Regions from separate parts of the Mus musculus genome. Here region 1 is linked to region 2. The links are chromatin loops, found by intact Hi-C in ENCODE. Cell type or tissue: heart. All regions are shown on one strand. Links, peaks and the distances in the headings refer to the core of each region. The heading gives the core; the rest is flanking DNA.

What was found. A loop is a pair of places that touch in the nucleus more often than their neighbours do. Peaks named below come from ENCODE experiments on the same cell type or tissue, not always from the same donor. Only the 100,000 strongest peaks of a DNase experiment are listed, where the experiment ranks them.
Region 1: a loop joins it to region 2, with 2.6 times the contacts of the local background. A loop is called at or near these places in 3 of 42 quality-filtered maps.

The regions. Positions count from the first base shown.
Region 1 is chr4:155,622,614-155,629,497 of GRCm38, reverse strand. Cdk11b (cyclin-dependent kinase 11B) reads right to left here and starts at 4,644. Exons shown (of 20, transcript NM_007661.4): 1 at 4,557-4,644; 2 at 3,844-3,967; 3 at 2,609-2,724; 4 at 675-802. The coding sequence starts at 3,954. It overlaps Gm16023 (predicted gene 16023), which reads left to right and starts at 4,743. Exons shown (of 3, transcript NR_040441.1): 1 at 4,743-5,139. Slc35e2 (solute carrier family 35, member E2) reads right to left here. Exons shown (of 9, transcript NM_177186.4): 9 at 6,158-6,884. In heart, for the core only: no CTCF peak of the experiment used is centred there; a DNase peak (open chromatin) is centred at 4,847; H3K4me3 peaks cover 2,266 bases; H3K27ac peaks cover 1,550 bases.
Region 2 is chr4:155,756,429-155,764,779 of GRCm38, reverse strand. It overlaps Atad3a (ATPase family, AAA domain containing 3A), which reads left to right and starts at 3,682. Exons shown (of 16, transcript NM_179203.3): 1 at 3,682-3,978; 2 at 7,612-7,688. The coding sequence starts at 3,777. It overlaps Atad3aos (ATPase family, AAA domain containing 3A, opposite strand), which reads right to left and starts at 3,588. Exons shown (of 3, transcript NR_027972.1): 1 at 3,494-3,588; 2 at 3,003-3,395; 3 at 1,220-1,410. In heart, for the core only: a CTCF peak has its summit at 4,726 (motif pointing right); a DNase peak (open chromatin) is centred at 3,629; H3K4me3 peaks cover 1,646 bases; H3K27ac peaks cover 914 bases.

The DNA.
Region 1 (6,884 bases), core at 3,638-6,137, 140 kb after region 2:
ATTTCTGAGAACCCTTTAGAAGCTGGGTATGCAGTAGTAAGCAAGCTGATGGAAAAAAATCTTGGGTGCTGGAGGACAGATGGGGCTACCTAGCAAGATTTTGCTTTTAATAAATGTTATTTAAAAAACCAATCAACCAGCCTGGTGGTGGTGACGCACGCTTTTAATCCCAGAACTTGGGAGGCAGAGGTAGGCGGATTTCTAAGTTCGAGGCCAGCCTGGTCTACAGAGTGAGTTCCCAAACAGCCAAGGCTACACAGAGAAACCCTGTCTCGAAAAAAAAAAACCAAAAACAACAACAACAACAACAACAACAAAAACACAAAAAACAATCAACCAACCAAACACCTCGAAAAACAAAATCAGAACCTCTTTGCAGTGGCACAAGACCAAACCTCCCAAGTTGACCCCCACACCTATTTTTTTTCTTTTTTTCCTTTTTGTTGTTTTCACCTATATGTATCAAATGACAGCAACTGTGCATGTAGACAAATGATGTAAAACACACAAACCAGAAAGAAAAGCAAACAGTTATTCCAAAAAGTCGACTATGAGTTTATGCTTTTGGCTAAAATTCCACTCATGCTCGCTTTTAGACCCAACTGAAGAAAGCAGAACATGGGAGAGGATGCAAACAGCTGTGACAACCACAGAAAAGGCCAAGCCTTCCATACCTCCCTCTGCTGAATGGCTACGATGTCGACGTTTCTCTTTTCTTTTCTCGTCTTTTCTGTGATGAGCCTTTTCTTTCCGAGACATTTGCTGGGGTGGTTTGATGGCCAGAGAATCATCCTCCTCTCCTCTGAAAGAGATGAGCAGCACCGTGAGAGCAAGAGCAGAGTGCCAGCATCTACTCAGACAAGAGCATCATTCCCAACACAAAGAACTGTGAGAAATCAGTGTGGCCTGTAGTACGAATGTGCCGCCTTTCTACAGAGAGGGGCGTGCTCATTTATCCATTTCCTTGATTGTGGTGATGGTTTCATGGCCAAGGTAAAATATGTCAAAGCACACATCATATACAATTCATTTAGTTATTTATACCTCGATAAGGCTGCTAAAGTCCAGTAATTTTATTAACTTTAACAAATAAAAAAGGTCACTTAGGGCTGGTGAGATGGCTCAGTGGGTAAGAGCACCCGACTGCTCTTCCGAAGGCCCTGAGTTCAAATCCCAGCAACCACATGGTGGCTCACAACCATCCGCAACAAGATCTGACACCCTCTTCTGGAGTGTCTGAAGACAGCTACAGTGTACTTACATATAATAAATAAATAAATCTTTAAAAAAAAAAAAGTCACTTAGCAGAACCTTCAACTAATTCTTTAACACAAGACCCTGGAAGACTTTACACTCTGAGTTTCTTAGAAGGATTTCCCTCGGAGTTGGTGAGATGGCTCAGCAGGTAAGAGCACCCGACTGCTCTTCCGAAGGTCCTGAGTTCAAATCCCAGCAACCACATGGTGGCTTACAACCATCCCTAACGAGATCTGACTCCCTCTTCTGGTGTGTCTGAAGACAGCTACAGTGTACTTACATATAATAAGTAAATAAACCTTTAAAAAAAAAAAAAGGACTTCCCTCAGTTGTCTTACAGGATGGGAGGAGAGAACAAATGACCTCACCACCGTGAAAGGACCATCAGACATCGATGCTGCTGACAGTGGCCCCTCCAAACTCAACCTTGGGTTACTCTGAAAACTGTAGACTTGCAATACAGGATAGCGATTTAAATATACTAACTAAATGGTGCTGGTTTGATTGAAGATATTACAAAGAAAGGAATACATGCTTATTTGGACTTCATAATAGCTGACTCCACACAAAAGCCATCTCACATGTGAGACAAACGTCAGGACAAAATACAAACTTTAAATAGCCAGCCATGGTGGCACACACCTTTAAATCCCAGCACTTTTGAGGCAGAGGCAAGTGGGTTTCTGAGATAAAGGATTTATATAGTGAGCTCCAGGACAGGTAGGACTATATAGAGACACTGTCTCAAATAAACAAAAAAAACCCAAACATACAAAAATTTATCTTTTTAATAAATTCATTTATGTGTATGAATGTTTTCCTGCATATATATTACATGTGCCCATGGAGGTCAAAGGGCGAATCAGATTTTCTGGAATTGGACTTACAGATGGTTGTAAGTCACCATGACCATTGGCTGCTGGAATCAAACCTGTAGACTTGCAATACAGGGTATAAAAACAACAAGTGCTCTTAAACACTAAGCCTTCAAACCTTTCCCTAGTAATACCGACAAAAGGCAGGCTAGGGGACCAGAGAAAAGGCTAAATAGTTAGGAACACTTGTTGTTCTTGAAAAAGACCCAAGGTCAGTTCCCAGGACCCATACTGGGCATCTCACAACAACCTTTTACTCCAGCTTTGGGGACCTTTTGATTCCTGTGGATAAAGTAACACCCACGTACACCCCCACCCCAACACTAACTCCACCCACCAACCAATAAAACTGCAAAAACAAAACGCATGTTTTAAGTAGTTCACAATTCTGTATTGGGATGCATTCATAGCTAACCTAGGGCCCATGTGGCCCATGAGCTACAGGCTAAATATGACAACAGCTTAAGTTCTCTCACCTGTCTTCCATAGAATCCTCTCTTCTATATGGTGAGTTCCTGATTGTGATCTCCATTCGGTGATCTCTCAGCTCCCCCTCCTCAAGGGAATCCCTTTTGGAATCGCGGTCATCAGACTAAGAAGCAAAGGAAAATGAAGCATTGAGTCATTTTCCTTATCAATCACCTTTCTTCTTTGTCTATCTTTGAAAAATAACTTGTTATGTAGCTCAAGACGGTTTTTGAGCTAGAAACCTGCCTCCGTCTTCAAAATGCTGAGGTTACATCACTGTACATCACTGTACATCACCATACGTAGCTCACTATATATATGCACAGACACACACATATATAGGAAGTATATGTGTGTATATATATATGCATATATACACATATATGCACACATACATACAAATGCACATATATATAATTATACATATACATAAAATATACATTGCACTGGCTGGCTTTGAACTCAATAGATCTGCCTGCCTCAGCCTCCTGAGTTCTTGAGTGTTAGGATTAAAGGTTGTACAGGTTAAATATCTTTAAGGATAATTGAAGTTTGCTAACCAACTCTAAATATACATTTTTTGAATAGAAACTTCAAATATTAATTTTGTTCAAAACTCATGTAATTAAAATCACTTTTTTTTTTTTTGGTAACCTGAAACCTGAGAACAGAAAATTTAAAACATTGTACATGATAAGGGTCATAAGACTATATGAACGTTAGTTTTTCTGAGCCAAAACTAAGACTTTAGTTGGATTTTTACACACGAAATACATCATACATATATTGACAATAAGAAGCACTTATATCAATGTTTCTTATCCAGTCACCTAAGGACTCTAAATATATCATCATCCAAAGCAAGGTAATTACAAAGCACTCATTTTAATTGCAAGGAAAGTTCCCACTTTATTAAAAATGCTTGGTAAATGGTATTATGAATATACTAATAATGAAATGAGAAAAATTAGTCTGGTGGCAGTAATGATTCTAGGTTCAGAATATTTTATTTTGTAACGAGATATTCTCATTTCGATACAGCTTCAGTGTGTTATTAATCTATCTTCAACGTCAACTGAGTATATGAATGTTTTTGTTAATTTTAGAATAGATTTTGGGCTCACCTGTGACATTTGGAAGTACAAAAGAACTTCACCGAAGAAGCGTTGTTCTAATGGAAAAATGAGGGCAAAGAAATTAAATCTTCTTTAAGAAAACCACTTACTTAAAAAACATAGCTTACATTTTTTAAGCGTTTTATCTCTGCTTTCTCCTCTTGTTCTTTCCTTCGTTTCTTTTCCTGGAGAATTTCATCTAACGTTTTCACTTTCCAAGAGTCCTTTTCATCACCCATTTGAGTTAAAACACTGCAAAAAGAAAAACAATTCAAGCAACCTCGGGACACAGAAAGCTACGGTCGGTCTGTCGGTCTGTCTTTTCCGAACACTTAAGTCTAATCGTTAGTGTTTCAGAGTAAGTCCCGGTAGGTCGGAAGGATTCTGCCTGAATACACTGTCGTTTCTGTCATTCCTGTAAGGTTTTGGGTAACTTAGTTTACCTCAGTGTTTTCCGTAAAACGCAACCATCATCATCCACGTAACGGTACTGTTCTAGGATGAAAGACCATCCAGGTCATTTCAGTGCCTCGCACTCAACACACTCTGCCTTAGGTGTCAAAAGGTTGTATGAGAAAGCTCCAGGACGCGGGGAGGCCTGGGTGACAGGTAAGATCAAGGTGCACTGTCAAGCGCGGGACTCCGGGGCGGGGTCCCACTTCTGAGGGTTCAGTCACGCAAACCTGAGGCAAGGGCCGGCTCCGGGGGCCGCCAGGCCTGCCGCCTCCACCGCCCTCAGCTCCGTGTGGAGCGAGACTGCTCCGCGGCAGCAGCGTGTCGCCAGCCGCGATTCTTCAGGGGCGCCGTAAACCCTGCTCCGAACCCCCGCGCCGCTACTCACCCCTGCGCCGCTACAGCCGCCGCAGCCGGTCCTGGAGTCTGGGAAGGAACAGCGCCCGGCGCGCGCCAGGATTGTCGTCACTTCCTCCGCGGAAGCGTGATGATGACGTACGACGACGACGACGAACCGCGTGTGCGCTCGACTTTTTTTGGCCGCCCCACAGTACCTTGCGCGCACCGGAAGTGTCCTTACATCGTGAGTTGGCTCCTGCCAACGACGCGAGGCTGGGCGGATAAAAGCGAAGTAGCGTCTGGTAACGTCCTGGGGTGTCTCCGAGAGATGACGTTTCGAGACGATGCGCTCGGCCGTCTGCGGAAACCGGAAACCGTGCCTCCCGCTGCACCTTCGCTCTGCCAGGCAGGGCTACCTCCAGGCACTCGGTAGCGTAGTCTGCAGGCCGAGCAGCATTTGCACTCGTGACAAGCTGCTTGTGCCACTCAACCTTCCGCAGCCAGACATTTGTTTCTACCCATCAGACTAATTGCTCTGACGTATAGACGCCTCCAAAGTGGCGTCGTGCCATCCAATGGAAAAACAAGTTGTCTTTCTGACCTACCCAGGACCCAGGAAGCTGAATTCACAGGTAGGCTAGTTAACATCCTATGATGAGGAAGTCCCCTGCACAAGAAAACATTGAAACGAATCCAGTTTCCTCAGCCAACCTCCTTAAAACAACCTCTTCTGCTTGGCCTACGATAGTGGTTGAGTCTTTATGTTATTGTTTTGCTTTGAAATAGAGTTTAGTACGTAGACCTAGCCTCTATTTCTGGCCTGTATCTCTGTATTCTTTTTGTTTTCTTTTCATTCTAAATGCTGAAGTGTCTAGACACTTCTCAAACGTGTACTTAAACCACCTGAAGGTCTTAAAGGTTTTTACGATTCCACTAAAAACCTATTAACCTATCAGGGCTTATGGAAGAGAGAGCAGAAAGGAAAATTCCAGCTGCTTGTTTTTGTCAGGTTATCCTGTGGGTATTGGGGAAAAAAACAAACAAACAAAAAGCAATGCCATGCATCAGTGGAGCACACCTTTAATGCCAGCACTAGGGAGACAGAAGCAGGCGGACCTCTTGTGAGTTTGAGGCCAGCCTGGTCTACAGAGCTAGTTCTAGGACAGCCAAGGCTACAAAAGCAGCTCTGTATCGTGAAACAAAAAATAGCAATATGATTAAATTTCTTGAGTTAGGGTCAGAAACAAACAAAATGAAAAGGAAACCACTGTTAGTTATGACTGTGAAATGGTAAGATGTGAAAGAATATAACAACTAGTGTATGAAAAAAATGAGGGATATTGGAGTGAAACACTTTGTGATCCCAGCTCTTACTTTGCCTCCAGAGTTATCAGTGACTTGGAAACTAAGTCTGATTTCAGTAGCATACATAACAGAGTTATACAAGCCAGGTGGTGGTGGCTCACATCTTCGATCTTATCACTTTGTAGACAGAGGTACCGTTTAAAGGTGGCCTGGTCCACAGGGTTACACAGAAAAACCTTGTATCAAAAAAAAGGAAACCAAACGAACAAAATAGTTACATGTTTTCATATTCATACAAGAACCATTGGCAGCTTGGATAAAAAGAATGAGGAGGCTACTGCAGGATTAATTACACAATACCAATTTATTTCAGGAATCACTGAATTATCTAACAGAATTCTTTTCTAGGAGGCATTAATATAATTATTTAAATACTGAAAGAGGTGAAATACAAAACAGTGTACATTTTATGATGTGTTTTAATTCTCTAGTATTGTTTGGTATAAAGCAAATATGACTTGGCTTTGATGCAGACAATTGTCCACCCTAAACTGTGGCCTTTTCCAAAGTGCCAACATTGAACGAACATTGAACGAACATACTCACAATTACATTATTATTAAGTCCAGACATTACAAATGAATTTAGTATGCAGCTTGAGTCCCAGAAATGAAAAGTAAAAACAAACAAAAACCCCACAAACACACAACTAGCCAACTTGATTTAATTCAAACTAAACTTGGACATATTAGGAAGGGTCCAGCAGCTGGCAAAGTCAGGATCAGAGTACCCAGGAAAACGTACTTCAGAGACACTGAAGTTAAAACCTACTACACTCTAATTGTGGTGGATACTATTTGTCCACAATCAGCATGTCCTGTTCTAATTCATGGGGAGAGCAAAGGCATTGATAAACTAAGAAAAACAGGCTGGAGGCCATGTCTCAGAGAAAGAATAGCAGCCTAGCATTCCTGAAGCCCTGAGTACTATGCCTAGCATAATAAACGAAGGGTGGGAGAATGAAGAGATGAAGAGGCCGCCTCACAGGGAGATCAATATTTACGTGTTAAGA
Region 2 (8,351 bases), core at 3,615-6,114:
AAAGAAAGAAAGAAAGAAAGAAAGAAAGAAAGAAAGCCAATCAATCATAACTTCCCTAGGAGGACAGTGTGGTGAGACAGCAGACCAGACAAACGCCAAGAGATCCAGCTTTCAGATGGGAGCAGGACCCAGGTGAGACAAGGTGTTGTGGGAGGTGTGAAGTCTCTGGGCAGAAACAGGACAAGATTAATCACCAACTGTTCCTATCATAAATGCCAGTTAGCTCTCTGCAATTAAATATGGTCTTGCAACCAGAGCCATATTTAAAGAAGGAGCCATCAGGTGTAGAGAGAATCTCTTGTGTACTGTGTGGAAGCATCATCTGTCAATAAAAACCTGAGGGTCTTTTAGCTAAGGCAAAAAATAGAAGGTGCTGGGAGGTCATGGAGGGAGAGAGGAACTCTGGGATAGAGTCAGGTGCAGGAAGAGATTTGCCCCAAACTCTTAGCAGACAGACACATCAAACTGAGGAGAGGTAACCAGCCATGTGGCGCACATAGAATACAATAATGTTATAAACTAGTCGGGGAATGAGCCAAAGCTTATGACCTAGACATTTATCCATAAATAGTTAAATTTCAGAGACAGTCTACATCCTATCAGACTGTAAGGTATAGAGTTAGCTGCTCAGAGGGAGAGGCTATACCTCTGCCCTCTTAATGGTAATCAATCAATCAATCAATCAACCCCCCTGCTATCTGACACAGGGTCTTGCCAACCTTCCCAGACTTGTCTCACTTCCTTTTCTCCTTCTCTTTCTTTTCTTCTTTTTTTCAATGCGAAGTTTTGCTATATTGCTCAGCCTAACCGAACTCCTGGGCTCAAGTGATCCTCCCACCTGCTTCATCCTAATACTTAAAAAATATGGGGGGCTGGAGAGATGGCTCAGCGGTTAAGAGCACTGACTGCTCTTCCAGAGGTCCTGAGTTCAATTCCCAGCAACCACATGGTGGCTCACAACCATCTGTAATGAGATCTGATGCCCTCTTCTGGTGTGGCTGAAGACAACTACAGTGTACTGATATATAATAAATAAATAAATATTTTAAAAAAAATATGTTTAAACTGGGCGTGGTGGCGCACACCTTTAATCCCAGCACTTGGGAGGCAGAAACAGGCGGATTTCTGAGTTCGAGGACAGCCTGGTCTACAAAGTGAGTTCCAGGACAGCCAGGGCTACACAGAGAAACCCTGTCTCAAAAAAGCAAGCAAACAAACAAAAGTATGTTTAATTTTAATAGTGTTCATGACCTGTGCGGGTTTGTACATGTATCTGTGAGTTGAGAGGATTCAGAAAGGAGTTACAAACAGCAGGGAGAAGCTTGATGTTGTTGCTGGAAATAAACCTCAAGTCCCCTAGAAGAGCAGTGCATACTCTTCTTAGCCACGAAGCCGTTCTCTAGGCCCACGCTTTAAAAAAAAAAAAAATTGAAAAAGTCAAGATTCAGAATTTTATAAAGGTTATGTGCTTACCAAATACAGCAAAAGACTGAAAGGTGTGTGGCTTTAAAAGCTCTGACCCCCTAGCTGGGCATGGTGGCGCACGCCTTTAATCCCAGCACTCAGGAGGCAGAGGCAGGCGGATTTCTGAGTTCGAGGCCAGCCTGGTCTACAAAGTGAGTTCCAGGACAGCCAGGGCTACACAGAGAAACCCTGTCTCGAAAAACAAAACAAAACAAAAAAACAACAAAAAAAAGCTCTGACCCTCCTTACTTACCCATCTAAGCTCAAAGGCGACTGCTATGAGAGACGTGGTTTGTCCATTTAAAAACAAACAAACAAACAAACAAACAAAAAACCCTTATGGCCAATGAGTGATGTCTGGCTATTGCTGGGAAACTCATTTGGTTTTGTTGGGGGACAGGGGTCACAGGTAGAATAATCTTAGGATTTAAATTTAAGACAAATGGTGGTGACCTACACGGTTCATCCAAGCATTTGGGATGTAGCAGATTTCTGAGTTCCAGGACAGTTTGATCTGCAGCTTAAGTTCCAGGAGTGTCAGAGCTCAAAGAAACCTTATATCAAGAAACACTGGACAGTGATGGACAGTGATGGAAGCAGAGCTAGACTTGCTTATTGAGCTAGCTGTACAACACATCTTTGCTGATCTTTGTTGCAAAGAGAGAGGCCTAGTTGAGAACTTCTCTTGGCATTCCTCTTGGTCCCTCCTACAGAGGCGGTGGCTTGGCTGTCTCCGTTAGGTTGTGTCACCACTGCTGATTCATGTTTGTTATCCAGACTATCGAACTGGACTGTTAGTGTGTTTGTGAAGTGTATGGGAATGGATGGAGCTGCTGCTGTTAACCTGGGAAATGAACTGTTGATTTTCAGACAACATAGACAGGAGTTGTTCCAAAGAACCATTTCTAAACAGGTCTACCTCCCCCATATCCTTTTTCCACTATCTCTGATGGGTGGTGGGCTATAAGGAAGGTTACAGCACTCAAGAACTATCATTAATAGTAAGATTTTAAAAAATTAAAGTTTTATAAAAAATAAATACGACTAATAACATACCTTCAACTTCCTTTTTTATCATTTAAAATTGCCTTTTGTCCAGTGTTAAAAAACAGTCCAAACAATTCTGTGAACTCAACCGGTTTTATGAAAGATGCCTGGACCCAAGACGCTGACTTTGGTAAATGTGGGTTCCTAGTGACAACTGCCACTGTCCATGCTACCTTCCACTTGCCCAAAGGTTAGGTCAACCCTAGGTCCAGAGCAGGCACCTGGCTCAGCAGGCTCCCAAGGAGCGCTCACTGGCTAACAAGCACAAGCCTGGAGCACCAGCCCTCACTCTAAGTAGCTCCTGAGTGTAATGTACCCTCTGCAGGCTCTGGGAGTCGGCTTGGCTTTCTGGCTTGTACTGCAAAGCAGCAGCATGCCAATAGCCGCCGTGGGTTGCCAAAACACCAAAGAGGATCGGGCTCAAAACACCGCCTGAGCAATCGTAGCAGAATGGTGCAGGATTGTTTGTCAGAGGCGCCCAAGTCTCTGACCTAAGTAACTCTCTTATTCTTATGCACGCTTGGCTGTAGGAGCCGCTGGCCTGGAGACGCTCAAAGCAGCCACAGATATACATGAATCCGGCTCCGAGAAAGCGTGGGGTCACAGCAGGGGTGCCCGGCCGGTCGAGGGGCGCCAGGGACCCCTTCTCTAGTCCTCCCGGCTGGAGGTCTCACCCCGATTACTTCGCCCTTAGTTGCAGTGACCTGAGGCATCTCAAGTCCGGAAAAAATTAGCTCCGGGAGACCCACAGCACCTTCAGGTTTTCCCTTCCTCTTCTGTTCTTTGGGTAGGATTCACAGCAGAAGAGTTCTGACCCTCCGTGGTGTGAGTCCAGTGTCTCTGATCGTCTGTGGGCTCTGTGGCTGGGGCGTCTCCATAAATGCCTATAGCGACAGGTACAGAACGACCCCAGAGGAATAGCACCTTTGCTTAAAAAAAAAAAAAAAAAAAAAAAAGTTTTCTAGGATGAAGGCACACCCACCTCGAAAACTTTGCTCCTATTTGCCTGGTCCAGGAGCTCTGTCCAGTTCCGCCTCCTTAGAAAGCTGGGCAAATCGTGCCACCGACGCCACTGGCGTCCCTATGTCAGCGGCCAATCCGGCGGCTGAGAACGTCTTGACCCTCCTAGGTTTCCGTCGTCCAGAAGGAAGGGGTGTGGCTCGCGCCTGCGCAGTGAGTCGCGCCCGCGGCGCGTGGTGACTGCGAGGAGCCTCGCGAGTCACGCTCCGGTACGGTCCGCCGAGGGCGCGCGGAGCTTGCAGACCATGTCGTGGCTCTTCGGCATCAAGGGCCCCAAGGGCGAAGGCACAGGGCCTCCGCTGCCCTTGCCGCCCGCTCAACCCGGGGCGGAGGGCGGCGGTGACCGCGGGGCGGGAGACCGGCCATCGCCCAAGGACAAATGGAGCAACTTCGACCCGACGGGCCTGGAACGTGCGGCCAAAGCGGCTCGCGAGTTGGAGCACTCGCGTGAGTGCGCGGGCTGGGCTTGGCGGGCCGAGGCCCTGGGAAATGGGAGGTTTCTCTCGGAGGCACTAGCTGCTGCCCTTAGGACTTTGGTCCTCTTGACGTCTTAGCAGCACAGTGGTCGTTCGCAGCCGTACCTTTCAGGTGACCTGAATGGCCGCTTATGGGACATTTGGTCATAGCCGTCCTGCATTGGGGGAGACCCCGATCCTGCCACCCTCTTGCACTTGTAGCTGTCAACACGTAGGTCGTAGGAGAGACCCTGTGCCAATGTTGGCCTTACCTACTTTACTGTTGGGCTTTCTAGCTGCCTCCACGTGGTGCAGGCCAAAAGTCATAGCCAGGTCAGGCGATCCTGTGTTGTGGTAGTTAATAGCAATCTCTCACTTAAAAAGGAGAGAGTAGATGTCGTGTTTACTATTGGATGATAGCATTCCACTGTGGAACGTGAGGTGAGGGTGTCCGTAAAGGTTGATCCTCTCTGAGACAGATTTTAGCATTGATGGATCCCAAAGGCCAGGACTTTTCCCAACAAATGACACATTTTTGTTTTGATGTTGACAGTTTGTGCCAAAGTGTAATGTAAGGTGGATTTTTTTGATTATTTTGCTTTGTTTGTTCTTGTTTTTATAAAGACTGTGCAGCCCTGGCTGAGACTCCTGTAGACCAGGCTGTCAGAGAAATCACAGCTCCACCTGCCACGGCCTCCTGAGGCGTGTGTCACTATGCCTAGCTAGTTGAAATATTTTTAAGAGCCTGCAGGGGGCTGCAGAGATGGCTGAAAGGCTAAGAGCACTTGTTGCTATTGTAGTGGACCTGTGTTCAATTCTGTGCACCTATATGACAGCTCAAAACCTTCTGTAACCCCAGTTTCAGGGCATCCAAGGACTCCTCTGGCTTCTAAGGGTACCAGACATATACATACTTATATGCAGGCAAAAACTCAAATACATAAAAAATTTTTTAAAAGCCTGAAATGTCAGCTTTGTTGAATGAATACTTATTGAAGGATGTTTCCATTCTCAATTTTGTGTTTATGCGGGTGTTCTGTTTTTCAAAAGATCCTATAGGGAAGCCCTAATTTAAATAGGTATAATATGCAGACCCTCTGAGAGAGAGTCTGGCACTTGGTGAGTCAATTCTCTGCTCTTGTAGGAAAAAAAAAAGTCTTGAGCTCATGCCTTTAATTCCAATACTTGGGAGGCAGAGACAGACAGATCTCTGAGTTTGAAGCTGGACTGCTCTGTACAGTAAGTTCCAGGCTAGTTGGGGTACACTGTGAGATCCTGTCCACTTTTGGCAATGGTCTCTTGAGCCCCACAGACTCAAATCTCCATATAGACATTCAGAGCCTTCAGATTGAGGTCCAGGGTCACCTGTCTCTTGAGGTCCAGCAGAGCTAGTAATTTTGTAAATAATCTATTGTGTTTGCTAGATAATCTCAGTGATTGGGTTGAAATGAGGAAAAGTGGCTGGTTTTCAAGGCATTTCCAGTATTAGAAGACTTGGCAGATGATCCCGTGTCCTGTTACACTGTTACGTAGGGGACAACTCTCGGTAACTCCTGGGTTGGGGAGATCACTCTCTAGACACACCTAGAGTTTCAGAATTGAATCTTGGCTATTAGTCTCACTAATGCAGGCTGTTGTATAGACTATGGAGAACAGTAGTTCCAACCCTCAGCTACATCCTGACTACTCTTGCATGTAAATTGCTCTTCAGGCGCTTGTCCTGGCAGTCCTGGAGGGCTTGCCCAGAGCATGCGCTATCTAGGTTCAGTGCCCTGGCCTCTACTATGCTTTAACAGAGCTCTCTTTTCTGGGCCAGCAACAAATTCCATGGGTTCTGCATGCCCTCATGGGCTGTCTAGGTCTGTGCCCTTTTCTTGTAGGGCAGTCTCAGGTGGGCACTAAACCTGTGCTGAGGTTTACCTATTCTGACTCACTTTACAAGAAAATGGACTCAGAGAAGTTAGCTCAGCTTGCCAAAGCCACATGAAGAAGAAACAGGAGCTGGAGGTTGGCCCCAGTTTTGTTGGACTGTGCTACCTCCATTCCTGCCTACTGTGCTGGGATGAGACCCCAAAGAGTGCTTCTGTCCCCAGCCCTGTCCTGTCAGAGAGAGACAGTGTATCAGAGGCCATTGTGATAACCTGCTCAGCACTTGGCCTCGCAGCTGACTCTCTGAATTGGTGTAGGGCTGTGCCTTGCTGCTCTCTCTCTGCTCAGGTGTGAGTTCTTTTGTCTTCTGTCCTGGTCACTGAAGACAAGAGAGTCTAGGGCAAGATTGTCTTGGAAGGTCCTTCCCAAGCTCTGACACTGTTGCTCATTGGTCGAGTTCATGCCAAACTGCATGTTCTGTCTAAATTGATCCCAAATGTCAGGACATCAGCCGTGCTCATCTAAACCTGTGGAATGCTCATGCCATGTTGCCTCCTGTCTTAGGCCATTTTCCCTCCCCATAATCATACCACTAACAGTCGTAAAGCTCTGGCTAACGACATGATTGTGACATTTGAAAGTAACATGAAGAAATTGCAGCTGACTTTGAAGACTTCAAAAATATAAGAAAGTCATGGGGATAGAAAGTAAGGGTTAGAATAGCAAAACATGGACATCGTTGTATTAGGTATGGGTTTCCTTGGTGATCTTCACTCCCGTGTTTTTCTGTGGTAGAAACTTTTTACAATAAGGTATTAGTAATGGAAAACTATCATGGAAATTTAGACTAGACTTGTTTCTTAGGCCTCTTTAGAATATACTAGAAGTAAAGTTTTTCCCACTAAGGTTTTTTTTTTTTTTTTTTCCTGAGACAGGGTTTCTCTGTGTAGCCCTGGCTGTCCTGGAACCCATTCTGTTGACCAGGCTGGCCTCGAACTCAGAAATTCACCTGTCTCTGCCTCCCAAGTGCTGGGATTAAAGGCGTGCACTACCATGCCCGGCTTTCCCACTAAGTATTGACAAACACCAGTGCCCCCTGACACACAAAACATGTAGAAGACATTAATAACCTAGGCGCGTTGTCTGATATCTGATCCTTACCCATTCTTTTTTGCCTGCGTGTTTTTTGCAACATCAATGGTTACAGATACAGACACCAGCTAGAGCTCTGCTTCCCTAACTGGAAGATGCCTGACATGTTATAGTTGCACAGCCTGATGCTGGATGAGTGTGTGGTGGTCTTTTGATGGAGCTCTTGGCAATGCGATGATCCCCGGGGATGGGACTCTTACATGTTCTCCTTCCCCCAACGTTTCATGGCTACTGGGCTATCTCAAACTCACTACGCCGCTGAGGATCCTTTGGCTTCCAACTTCGGAATACTAGGATCACAGGCGTGCACACAACTCTTGGTTGTGTGTGGTGCTAGGGATCCGGCCTAGGACTTTTTGCATGCTGGGCAAGCTCTGTGACAACCAAGCTCATATCCAAATTCTCCGGGCTCTCTGTCGGAGGCGGGACAGCGGCTTTGAAAGGAACGGTTATTGTGAATCGAGGCAGGGGTGAGACTGGCTGAGAAGGCACACGAACGATCCAAGACTGAAAGCCCCTTGGCATGAGTGAGAGGTTCCATTTTTAGCCACACAGATAATGTTGACTGGCAGCGTAGTAATACCCTCTCTTCTGTTCCCTGCAGGCCATGCCAAGGAGGCACTGAGTCTCGCACAGATGCAGGAGCAGACGCTGCAGCTGGAACAGCAGTCCAAGCTCAAGGTGAGCTGTGGGCCATGAGGGTGTGAGAGGGCCAGGCAAGATGACAGGCTATGGATGTGTTCTCCAGTCTATGAGCGAATTGGGGGGCGTAAGGGCTGGAAGCTGAGCATATTTGGCTATGACCCTGTAGTCGAGGTACCTGAGAGGGAAGTCGTAGGTGAGGAACGTCTGGGCTTAGAGGCAAGGGATCTTTCTTGAAAATTTTGGGGTTTTTTGTTTTGTTTTGTTTTATTTTGAGATGGCTTCCTTCCTTCCTTCCTTCCTTCCTTCCTTCCTTCCTTCCTTCCTTTCTTCCTTTAAGACAGGGTTTCTCTGTATACCCCTTGCTATCCTGGTTTCACTCTGTAGACCAGGCTAGCCTTGAACTCAGAGATTTGTCTGTTCTACCTCCAGAGTGCTGGGAATATAACCTCATACTCCATGATACCCCTGGCTGAGAGTTTTTCTATGTATCCCAAGCTGGCCTCAAACTCTTGGCAGTCCTTCTGTCTCAGCCTTTTAAGTGCTAGGATTACTGGTATGCACCACCATGCCTGGTTTTGTTTTGTTTTGTTTTTTTTTAATTTCTCTGTGCTTAGAAGAATCCTTGAAGCTGGATGGGGTCATGCATGCCTTTAATCCCAGCACTTGGAAGACAGGCAGGTGGATTTCTTGAGTTCCAGG